Regions from separate parts of the Homo sapiens genome. Here region 2 is linked to region 1. A link is a loop called in an ENCODE intact Hi-C map of the cell type or tissue named here. Cell type or tissue: psoas muscle. All regions are shown on one strand. Links, peaks and the distances in the headings refer to the core of each region. The heading gives the core; the rest is flanking DNA.

Region 1 (8,043 bases), core at 3,734-7,733:
TTAGGATGCCTGCTTCCTGGGTGTGACCCCTACCCCCACAACAAAGTAACACCTTGATTGCTGGAGCCAGATTGCTTCTCCTGGGGCAAGAAGGACCACAGACTGCCAGGACGTTGGGCAAGTCATTTAGCCCTTGTGCCCCATGGCCTCCCTGTAGGAAAGTGAAAGCGTTGTTATGAGGCTGCAATGAGTTCAGAATTGTGAAGAGCTGGTGCAGTGGCTCACACCTGCAATCCCAGCACTTTGGGAGGCTGAGGCGGGCAGATCACCTGAGGTCAGGAGTTCAAGACCTGTCTGGCCAATATGGTGAAACCCTGTCTCTACTAAAAACACAAAAATTAGCTGGGCATGGTGATGGGTGCCTGTAACCCCAGCTACTCGGGAGGCTTATGCAGGAGAATTGCTTGCCTCCGGGAGGTGGTTCAAGCGCTGTACTCCAGCCTGTGAGACAAGAGTGAGACTCTGTTTCAAAACAAAATAAAAGAGCTCGGCATGGTGGCTCACACCTGTAATCCTAGCACTTTGGGAGGCCGAGGTGGGTGGATTGCCTGAGCTTGGGATTTTGAGATCAACCTGTGCAATATGGCGAAACCCCATCTCTACTAAAACACAAAAATTAGCTGGGCGTGTTGGTGTGTGCCTGTAATCCTAGCACTTTGGGAGGCTGAGGTGGAATAATCGCTTGAACTTGGGAGGCAGAGATTTCAGTGAGCTGAGATGGCCCCACTGCACTCTAGCCTGGGTGACAGAGTGACTCCATCTCAAAAAAAAAAAAAAAAAAAACAAACAAAAAACAAAACAACTTACTTGTTGCATCTTTACAGAAATACATAGTCTTGATACTAATCCTTACATGATTCTCATTTTATAGGTGAGAAAATCAGGTTAAGCGACTTGCCCAAGGTCACACAACAAGGAAATTCTAGTCAGGACTGGAACCTGGAAGTGACAGTCACTGCTTCCTAAGCCCTTGGGTGCCAGCACACTGTCCCTGTTTATGTGGCATATTTTTTTTTCTTTCTTTTTTTTTTTTTTTTTTTGAGACTGAGTTTTGTTCTTATTGCCCAGGCTGGAGTTCAATGGCTCGATCTCAGCTCACTGCAACCTCTGCCTCCTGAGTTCAAGCAATTCTCCTGCCTCAGCCCCCCAAGTAGCTGGCGTTACAGGCACCAGCCACCATGCCCAGCTAATTTTATAATTTTAGTAGAGATGGGGTTTCACCATGTTGGTCAGGCTGGTCTTGAACTCCTGACCTCAAGTGATCCCCCCACCTCGGCCTCCCAAAGAGCTGGGATTACAGGTGTGAGCCACTGCACCCGGCCTATGTGGCATATTTTTCAGTTTAATCCTCATGACAACTCTATGGGATGGTTTTTTTTTTCTTTTCTTTCTGAGACAGGGTTCAAGCAATTCTCCTGGCTCAGCCTTTGGAGTAGCTGGGACTATGGGACTACAGGCGTGAGCCACTATACTGTTTTGTTTGTTTGTTTGTTTTTGGTAGAGACGGGGGTCTCGCTGTGTTGTCCAGGTTGGTCTTGAACTTCTGGACTCAAGTGATCCTCCCACCTTGGCCTCCCAAAGTGCTGGGATTACAGGTGTGAGCCACCACACCCAGCCAGGATGGTGTTATTTATCCACATATTGTATTTGAACGTGCTGAGGCCCAGAGAGGCAGGTGATTTTCCCAGGGGTGCCCAGCATGAGCTCATGAAGTCAGCATTCAGGACTTGCTTCTGTAGCAGCCCTGACTAGGGCTTTCTGGCCTCTCTCTGCATGTACCCAATAATTAGGAGCTCTTACCTTCCAAGGCACTCATTGCTTGAGCTGTTGGGAAACTTTCCCTTAGGACAAGCTGAAATCTATCCCTAGCTCTTTAGGTCTGAGGGACCTCATAGGGCCAGCTATACCGGTTTACCACTCCCTCCTTCCCTGCACATGGCTTATTGCCTCTTCTTGTTCTCAGTCTGCTTAAGACAATCAATGTTCCTTCCGTGGATCAGAGGCCAGTCCTGGCCCATCTGCAGGGAAGGATTGAATTGACTATCACCCACCTGTCTTAGACACCCACTCCTATAGATGACAGCAGGACCTTCAGTCCCAACTTGGCAATATTGGAAACTCTGGATGAGATTTAAGTTCTGGAAGTTGAGTTTTTGAGCATGAGCAACTTGTGGTTTCAGAGACCAGCTCCAGATATACCCTCTTTCAAACCTCTTCCTATTGCTAACACAAGGCTGCGTCTGAGCCATCAAGAATGGAAGAGAAGAAATCAGGGGCTTTTAGCCAGGCATGGTGGTGAACACCTGCGGTCCCCGTTACTCAGGAGGCTGAGGTGGGAGGATCACTTTAGCCTGGGAGGTCGAGGCTGTAGTGAGCTATGATTATAACATTGCACTCCAGCCTGGGCGACACAGTGAGACCTCAGAGACTTAAGGACAAAGAAGGTGGGGACACAAAACTCCCCTGGATTTCTCAGTGTGCCGGTAAAGAGCGCCAGCTTTGGCCGGGCGCAGTGGCTCATGCCTGTAATCCCAGCACTTTGGGAGGCCGAGGCAGGCGGATCACGAGGTCAGGAGATCGAGACCATCCTGGCCAACATGGTGAAACCCTGTCTCTACTAAAAATACAAAAAATTAGCCAGGCGTGGTGGCAGGCGCCTGTAGTCCCAGCTACTCGGGAGGCTGAGGCAGGAGAATGGCGTGAACCCAGGAGGGCGGAGCTTGCAGTGAGCCGAGATCTCATCACTGCATTCCAGCCTGGGCGACAAAGCGACACTCCGTCTCAAAAAAACAAAAAAACAAAAAAACAAAAAAAAAAAAAGGAAAAGAAAAAAAAAAGAGCACCAGCTTCCTGAGACTTTTCACATCTTAATTTCAGAATTTTATCTGCAGTCATTTATACAGGTAATTGCTCTTATCCAAAAGAATAATAGAACTTTTTTTCCTCCTAAAAGAACCAAATGTTTACAGCCTGAACGAGGGCCTAGGTTAAACAAGGTGTCAGGCAGCCTGAAGTAGCTACCTTCTTAAGCAGGCCAGCAGAAGTTCATGCTGTCACCACATAACATGCAAGAAGGAATGAGCGGTCGGGTGTGGTGGCTCATGCCTGGAATCCCAGCACTTTGGGAGGCCGAGGCGGGTGGATCACCTGAGGTCAGGAGTTCGAGACCAGCCTGGACAACATGGTGAAACCCCGTCTCTACTAAAAATACAAAAATTAGCTGGGCGTGGTGGCACGTGCCTATAATCCCAGCTACTCGGGAGGCTGAGGCAGGAGAATCGCTTGAACCTGGGAAGTGGAGGTTGCAGTAAGCCGAGATTGTACCACTGCACTCCAGCCTGGGCGACAGAGCAAGACTCCATTTCAAAAAAAAAAAAAAAAAGAAAAAGAAAAAATTAAGAACCTAAGAGACAGGCAAAGGGAGAGTCCAAAGGGGAGATTAAGAGAGTGAAACAGAAACAAAAATTCATTCTGAGAGAGACAGCAGTTGAGAGAGGAAAGAGTAAAACCAGGAAAAGGTTTGAGGGAAGCTAAGAGAAAGATGGAGAGGCCAAATGAGAGGGACTGAGTTTGCGTGTTTATTCATTCACCTAGTATCTGTAGAGCGCCTAATGTGTGTCACACACTTTAGTCTAAGCTGGAGACAAGCAGTAAACACAATTTCTATTCCGTAGGAAGAGACAGACAAGAAACCAGCAAACAAGTAGAATACATTGCATGTCAGATGCTGATAAATGTTATGGAGAAAAGGAAAGCCAGGCAGTGAGATGTTGGGGAGTTAGGAGATTTAAAATCAGGGAATTGGGAGAGGTCTTGCTGGAAAGGTAATATTGAGCAAAGTCTGAGGGAGGAAAAAGAGGATGCCATGCAGTACCTGGGTTGGAGAGTGTTCCAGGCAGAGGGGACCGTAAGTGCAAAGTCCCTGATGCCGAGTGATCAATGGGGAAAGGGGTGATAAAAGAGTCAGAGTGATTAATGGGGTCATAGCAGATAGGGCTTTGTAAGCCACAGTTAGCACTTTGGTTTTTATTCTAGATGAAATTTCTTTCTTTTCTTTTTTTTAATATTTATTGTTTTTTTTGAGACGGAGTTTTGCTCTTGTTGCCCATGCTGGAGTGCAATGGCATGATCTTGGCTCACTGCAACCTCTGCTTCCCAGGTTCAAGCAATCCTCCCATCTCAGCCTCCCGAGCAGCTGGGACTACAGGTGTTCTTCACCATGCCCAGCTATTTTTTTTGAGTTGGAGTTTCGCTCTTGTCACCCAGGCTGGAGTCCAGTGGTGCGATCTCGGTTCACTGCAACCTCTGCCTCCCGGGTTCAAGCGATTCTCCTGCCTCAGCCTCCCAAGTAGCTGGGATTACAGGTACCTGCCACCACACCCGGCTGAGTTTTGTATGTTTCATAGAGACGAAGTTTAACCATGTTGGCCAGGCTGGTCTCAAACTCCTGACCTCAAGTGATCCACCCGCCTGGGCCCCCCAAAGTGCTGGGATTACAGGTGTGAGCCATTGTGCCTGGCCCTTGCCAACTTTTTAATGGGGTTGTTTTCTGCTTGTTGAAATGTTTAGTTTCTTTATATATTCTGGATAGTAGATCTTTGTTGGATGCATAGTTTGTGAATATTTTCTTCCATTCTTTTTTTTTGAGACGGAGTCTCACTCTGTACCCCAGGCTGGAGTGCAGTGGCGCGATCTCGGCTCACTGCAAGCTCCGTCTCCCGGGTTCACACCATTCTCCTGCCTCAGCCTCCTGAGTAGCTGGGATTACAGGTGCCCGCCACTGCGCCCGGCTAATTTTTTGTATTTTTAGTAGAGACGGGGTTTCACTGTGGTCTCGATCTCCTGACCTCATGATCCACCCGCCTTGGCCTCCCAAGAGTGCTGGGATTACAGGCGTGAGCCACCGCGCCTGGCCTTTCTTCCATTCTTCAGTTGTCTGTCTGTTGATAGTTGCTTTTGCTTTTGCTGTGCAGAAGCTCTTTAGTTTAATGAGGTCCCACTTAACAATTTTTGTTTTTGTTGCTTTTGAGGACTTAGTCAAGAATTCTTTACCAAGGCTGATATCCAGAATAGTATTTCTCCTGCGGTTTCTTCTATGATTTTTATGGTTTGAAGTCTTACATTTAAATCTTTAACCCATCTTGAGTTAATTTTTTTTATATGGTGAAAGGTAGGGGTCCAGTTTCATTCTCTTGCATAAGGCTAGCCAGTTATCCCAGCGCCACTTAAATGAAATTTCAGCTGAGATTTGAAAGATACACATACAGGAACCAGGGCAGAATTGAGTTCTGGGCTGCAGGCTCTGGATTCAGTTCATTCATTTGTTCAATGTCTCTCTATCATTCATTCTCCAAGCATTTAGAGAGGCCTACTTTGTCCCAGGCTTGTCCTGGGTGTACTAGAGAGACCAAAGTGGAAAAGACCCTCCCCTCAGCTCTGGAGGAAGAAAACATTTCAGGGTGGGGTGAGGTCCTGCCCTCCTGCAGGTGGGGTAATCCTGCCAGGGTGACCTTGGTCAGCCATAAACTTGGGGAATGAGTGGGTGACAGGCTGGGGAGGGGCTGCCAGCAAGGAGGAAGGAGCTGGAGAGTGTGGAGGTGGGAGTGGGGGGAGAAAGGGCAGACCCCCTTCAATTTTCTGTCTTTTCTGTGGTGTGAAAGGCCCTGGCTCCCCGCTGGCTCTGAGCTCTGACTCCAGGCAGGCCGGGGAGAGAACAGTGGATGGGCCAAGACAGGTGGCCCTGTCATGTGATGTGTGCCCAGGGACTACTCAGCCCTCACTTTTAGAACGGTTTCCGGAAGTGATGGGAGGGATTGGGCAGGGCAGCTAAATATAGTCCTGGGGCCATGGCTCAGTCTGGGAGGGTCTTCCGCTGAGCACTGTGTGCCCATCACGCGTGGTGTCCACTGCCAGCTGCCCCTGTGAGTCCCTGTCCTTGCTTGGAGCCTGCTGCTTGTCTCAGATCCTTGGACCCAGCCCTGACCCCAGTCCAGCTAAGCTCAACCCTGACCGGTCCTCCTTCGAGACTCTTTCAGCCTAAGATCTCCAACCAGACCTGTGAGTCCCGTGGGCTGGAGAGAGGGGGAGGGGAGGTCTGGGTATCTTGGTAAAGTGAGGGAGGGGAGTCTCGGAGTGGGGGCTCTGGAGAATTTGGGTCCGGGACTAAGGTCAGAGGCTGAGGCCTGGGGCTAAGGCGAGGGCAAGGACAGTGGGCTAGAATCTGGGCTTGTGTTCAGGAACTGGGGTTGACTGATAGGGCATATTTTTGGGGTTGGAGCTGAGAATTGCAGTGGAGGCTGCTTTTGGGCCTGAGACCGAGTTCCTCTTTCCCCTTGGCCGTCAGAGTCCCATCCAGTGTAGGATGTGAGGTCTTTACAGGCTGGGGCTTCTCCCTGCGGGGCGGCGGGCCCGGCCTGGGCTAGGGCTGGGCCAGGGCTGGGCCGGGAGCGCGGCGCCGCGGGGTCCCCCTAACCTACTCCTCCTCCACCCAGGCCCGCCATGTCGGCTGCGCCCGGCCTCCTGCACCAGGAGCTGTCCTGCCCGCTGTGCCTGCAGCTGTTCGACGCGCCCGTGACAGCCGAGTGCGGCCACAGTTTCTGCCGCGCCTGCCTAGGCCGCGTGGCCGGGGAGCCGGCGGCGGATGGCACCGTTCTCTGCCCCTGCTGCCAGGCCCCCACGCGGCCGCAGGCACTCAGCACCAACCTGCAGCTGGCGCGCCTGGTGGAGGGGCTGGCCCAGGTGCCGCAGGGCCACTGCGAGGAGCACCTGGACCCGCTGAGCATCTACTGCGAGCAGGACCGCGCGCTGGTGTGCGGAGTGTGCGCCTCACTCGGCTCGCACCGCGGTCATCGCCTCCTGCCTGCCGCCGAGGCCCACGCACGCCTCAAGGTGCGGGATCCGCGCGCATCGTGGTCGGAGGGGCTGTTCGGTGGCACGGGGCCGATGGGGAGGTCGCTGCAGTGATTTGGATTCTGAGTCTCTAGAGAGGCTCACGAGCTCCTGGAGTTGCGGGGGGCGGGGGCGGGGCGAAGCAGCCAGGAAAGAGGGTCTGAGGAGCTTAAGGCGGGGCTGGCAGAGGAAAGCCGCGCAGGGATGGAGCCTGGCGATAAGGGCGCTGAGCAAACGTAGGTTTCCCGGCCTTAGTCCCTAGAGGAAACTGGAGATGGGCGGGCGGAGCCCCAGGGCGGGTCTGATGGGCCGGGCGGAGCCAGGCGGAGCAGGGACTGACCAGCCCCTGCGGCCCACGCTCGCATTCCTGCACCCGGTGGGCCGTTCGGGCTGGCTCCCTGCTCGGCGCTGGCCCACTTTGGACTGGAGGCGCGGCGTTCGGGACCGAGCCAGGCGGCCGGGGCAGGGTTGTCCCCTTGTGCTCAGCGGAGGCCCACGCACCCCTGAAGCTGCGGAACTTGGGCTGGCCTGACGGTCCCCAGGCGGGGCCTCACCAGAAGGGAGACTGTAAGGGCTAGGCAGCCGGGATCTGCACTTATGTGTGCGGGCCCAGGGTGGCACCGAGAGCCCCGTCCAGGATGTTTTTCTGGGTGGAGCTGGAAGTCCCGAAAGCCTTGGGAGCCCACACGCAGTTGTGCGCGTCCCGAAGTACCCAGCAGAGACACCCAGACAGAGGCAAATAGAGACGAACGCACACTGGCTGGTGCGTGTCATCCGTGTGGCAAAAGCACACACGTATAGCTACCGGCGGGCACGTGTGCGCGCAGCCCCAGTAAAGTCTGCCATGAATATTTATTGGGCAGTGGAAGAATAAATGACAGGTGCAGGGGCTGGAGGAGGCGGGGTCTGGAGGCACGGAGGCGTCCTTGGTCCCCGAGGTGGAGACACTGCTGTTGTCTTACGCGACTGGTGCGCGCGTGGGGCTGGCTTCACAGGCGTTGCATTACTCCTTTTGCCTTGACCCGCCTCCTAGAAGGGGTAGACCACCGTCCTTTCGTTGGTATTCGAGGCCCCCAGACTTCCCAGGGACCCAGCCTCTCAGTCCTGCCTGGCCCAGTTCAGCCCAGTCCTAGCTGGTGGTCTCCTAGCTCAGGG
Region 2 (4,000 bases), core at 1-4,000, 210 kb after region 1:
CCGAGGGCCTCCCAAAGTGCTGGGATTACAGGCATGAGCCACCACACCTGTCCACTGTTGCTTCTGATGTATTAAGTTGTTAGGGGAAGGAGCGAGGGAGATCAAGCAGTGTCATTGTCCTTTCAAGCCACATGTAGGTTTCCCTTTCTATCCACAGGAAAATACTTACAATAAGAGCTTACAGTTATATATACCCATGTCAGGCACGTTTTATGTTGCTGTTGTTTTATGGTGGTTTTCTTACACCATCTTAAGTACTTTATATGTATTTACATTTATTTAATCCTACCAATAATTATATTGTTATCCCTATTTTCACCAACAAAGACATCAAGAAGTGAAATACTTTGTTCCTGTCAATCTCCAAGTGGGCAGCAGAACCAGGAATCAGACCCAGACGGTTTGGCTGCAGAGCCCATGCCCATGGCCATACATGGCATGCCTCTCCAAGGACTGGGGAAAGCTGGGTGGTTTACTTAGATCTGAAAACAGGCTTAGGCTGCGCACGGTGGCTCGTGCCTGTAATCCCAGCACTTTGGGAGGCCAAGTGCTGGGATTACAGGCATGAGTGGGAGGATGGCTTGAGCCCAGGAGTTTAAGACCAGCCTGGGCAACATAGTGAGAACCCATCTCTACCAAAAAAAAAAAATTAAAAATGAAAATAAAATAAAACTTTAAAAATGAAAAGAGGTTTAGAACTAGATTTTAAGATGAGAAAACAGAAGCATAGAGAGAAGGGTTTGGGGTGGGGGGCACAGAGGAAAACCGGCATACTTAGGGAAAAATAAACCTTAAGATTTATGGAGGAGTCCCTGTGTGCTGGGCACTACCAAGCCCTGGTCACAACTCTACTACAGGGAGGTTGCTACGGTTTGCATCCCCATTTTAAAGAGTGAAAAGCTACAGTTTCCAGAGACGTGAAGTGGCTTGCCTCAGTGACTCAGGTAGGAAGTGGTCGACCTGAGATGTGAACCTAGGCGGTTTGACACTGGAGCCCATGTTTTTAGTCATCAGGCTGATGGGGGGTGGACTGCTGGGGCTGTTTCTGTGTGGCTGGTCTGGCTGCTGCATGCGAGGTGCAGGCCCCTCTGCTGGTCTGCTTACTTTTGCTTTTTGTTTGTTTTGAGACAGGGTCTCACTCTGTCACCCAGGCTGGAGGGGAGTGGTGTGAACATAGCTTACTGCAGCCTCGACCTCCCAGGCTCAAGCAATCCTCCTGCCTCAGCCTCCTGAGTAGCTGGGACCACAGGCGTGTGCCACCACTTGCAGCTAATGTTTGTATTTTTTTTTTTTTTTGCAGAGACGAGGTCTCTCTGTGTTGCCCAGGCCAGTCTTGAACTCCTGGGCTCAAGCGATTCTTCTGCCTTAGTCTCTCTAAGTGTTGGGATTACAGGCGTGAGCCACCTCGCCTGGCCAGCTTGCTCATTTTTACTAAAACTTTAGATGTTAAGTGGTGAGAGGGCAGGGAGTTATGGCTTAACTTGAATCCCCAGTGCCAACCACACAGCCTGTGTTTGCTGAAGGAAGTTTGGGTGGAAAGACCCCACCTGCTGCCTGGAACACTGATGTCCCTTCCACAGGCTTGTGCACAGGCACTATCTTCCTTCACATTTACTCACCTGCCCCAGGACAGCCGAATCTATTTTCTTCATTCCCACCATGAAGGGGCCCTCACTCCATGTCTTCCTGAGTGATCCAGCTCTCATTCCTAGAGTCCCCTTAGGCTAACTTGTTCTGCTACAATCTCTGTAAGCATTACCAGAGGCCAAACACTACCTATTAGAGAAAGCAATGCAAACGCCTTTGCCCCATGTAGGAGACATGAGGTTTAAGTTGGGTCTTTAAGTGTAAATTTCCAAAACTGGAGACAGTAAGAACGTTCCAAGGAGAAGAGCTTGAGCAAAGTCATGAGGCTATGAAAGAGCCAGCGGTGTGCATGGCAGAGCTAGTGGATCTGGGTGATGGGGGCAAGGGACATCGGAGGGAGGGGAGCTGAAGCCGAGGCAGCAAAGGTTATGTGGGACCATCTTTTACTTATTTACTTTGAATAGGGACAGGGTCTCACGATGTTGCCCCAGCTGGTCTGGAACTCCTGGGTTCAAGAAACCCTCCTGCCCCAGCCTCCCAAAGTGCTGGGATTACAGGCATGAGCCACTGTGCCCGGCCAAATAATGTCCATCGTTATTTCCCTGAGACATCTGCCCAGCCCAACAGAGCTCTCTGCAGTAGGACAGGGCACAACTGGGGACAGTTTCAGGGCTGTTTTTCACCCACAGGCTCTCTCTCCAGGCAGGAAGAATCCACCAAGTACTTCAACTTTGCAACCTCCGATGAGAAGAAAATGAAAGAGGCTGAGCATCGATACCGTGTGAGAGTCTAGGGAGTATCCATGTCTGCCTTCCACGTTGTGGATAAAGTTGGAAGTTGGTGGAGAAGATGGAGAGGAGCCTTGGGGTAGGGCCAGGAGGGAAGTAGGATTTGGAAGGCTCCAGAGACCACAATAACACTCTGCCTTGATTTCCTGCAGGTGAATAACCTCAGCCAGCGAGATCTGGCCATCAGCATTAACTTCTGGGTTCCTGTCCTGCTGAACGGGGTGGCTGTGTGGGATGTGGTCATGGAGGCCCCATCTCAGGTACCCGCCTATCTCTCCTCTTTCTTCAGACTGACATCCCACAGCACAGCACTCCCTCTTACCAGGGACATGTTGCTCATTCTGTGGCTAAGTGCTTCTTTCTCTTCCCAGAGTCTCCCCTGTGTTTCAGAGAGAAAACCTCCCCAGCATTCTGACTTCCTGACCCAGATTTCAAGAAGTCCCATGCTGGTGAGAAAGTCCCTGAACCCCCACCGCCAAGATCAGCCCCCACCGGGGATACTGGGAAATGTACTGCTAGGCCACAGAGTTCCGTGCATGTCCTGTAACTGCTCATCTGTTCCCCACCCCAAACCTGACCATATTTTTTCCTATGGCTCCCTCCTCAGGGAAGAACCCCTCAGTTTCACCCCTCTTCTGCCCCCAGGACTGCTCCATTGCTGACTGCCTGCAGTTCCGCTGTGACGTCCCCTCCTTCAGCGTCCAGGAGGAGCTGGATTTCACCCTGAAGGGCAATCTCAGTTTCGGCTGGGTCCGCGAGGTGTGTGGGGGCAGCGGCAGAGCCCCTGCCCCAGACTCAGGCAGGACCTGGCATGTCTGTGCCCATCTGCAAGCCAGGGCACCCCCGAAGCTCTGAGCCTCCCCCAGAGCCAGTTCCACAGGTTTCCCCCAACCCCTTTGCAGACATTGCAGAAGAAGGTGTTGGTCGTGAGTGTGGCTGAAATTACGTTCGACACATCCGTGTACTCCCAGCTTCCAGGACAGGAGGCATTTATGAGAGCTCAGGTAGAGACCATGTGGAGGGCAGCGACCAGCTGGAAAGAGGACCCCTAGGGCTACATCTGTGGTGCTGGGTGGGGGGTTTGCAAGCCTTGCGGGAGGAGGGTGAAAGTCTCTGGGCAGGACAGCTGTCCCTAAGGGCACGGGTGCTACTGTGTCTCACTCCTTGGAGCAGAGCCTCAGAAAGGAGGGGAGAGAGTTAAAGGTTGCGGAACCTGGGAGGCATCTGGGATGGCATGAGGCCGGATGCTCTCTGATCTCTAAATCAGATGGAGATGGTGCTAGAAGAAGACGAGGTCTACAATGCCATTCCCATCATCATGGGCAGCTCTGTGGGGGCTCTGCTACTGCTGGCGCTCATCACAGCCACACTGTACAAGGCAAGTGTTTTATCCAACTCTTTTTTTTTTTTTTTTGAGATGGAGTTTCCACTCTTACTGCCCAGGCTGGAGTGCAATGGCATGATCTTGGCTCACTGCAACCTCCACCTCCCGGGTTCAAGTGATTCTCCTGTCTCAGCCTCCCGAGTAGCTGGGATTACAGGTGGACTGCACCATGCCCGGCTAGTTTTTTGTATTTTTAGTAGAGATGGAGTTTCATCATGTTGGCCAGGCTGGTCTCGAACTC

What was found. Hi-C counts contacts between places; a loop is a spot of excess contacts. Peaks named below come from ENCODE experiments on the same cell type or tissue, not always from the same donor. Only the 100,000 strongest peaks of a DNase experiment are listed, where the experiment ranks them.
Region 2: it touches region 1 in a loop (2.9-fold over the local background); 3 of 110 quality-filtered maps call a loop at or near these places.

The regions. Positions count from the first base shown.
Region 1 is chr16:31,208,241-31,216,283 of GRCh38, forward strand. TRIM72 (tripartite motif containing 72) reads left to right here and starts at 5,879. Exons shown (of 7, transcript NM_001008274.4): 1 at 5,879-6,057; 2 at 6,492-6,888. The coding sequence starts at 6,499. It overlaps PYDC1 (pyrin domain containing 1), which reads right to left. Exons shown (of 2, transcript NM_152901.4): 2 at 7,722-7,917. RefSeq lists enhancers at 5,370-6,285, 6,286-7,200. In psoas muscle, for the core only: no CTCF peak of the experiment used is centred there; DNase peaks (open chromatin) are centred at 5,841, 6,621 and 7,191; H3K4me3 peaks cover 2,412 bases; H3K27ac peaks cover 3,186 bases.
Region 2 is chr16:31,420,825-31,424,824 of GRCh38, forward strand. ITGAD (integrin subunit alpha D) reads left to right here. Exons shown (of 30, transcript NM_005353.3): 24 at 2,290-2,368; 25 at 2,528-2,635; 26 at 2,747-2,824; 27 at 3,021-3,134; 28 at 3,278-3,379; 29 at 3,643-3,753. Among named protein-coding and RNA genes, the nearest start is that of COX6A2, 5.5 kb to the right of the region's middle. In psoas muscle, for the core only: no CTCF peak of the experiment used is centred there; no DNase peak of the experiment used is centred there; H3K4me3 peaks cover 1,090 bases; H3K27ac peaks cover 1,506 bases.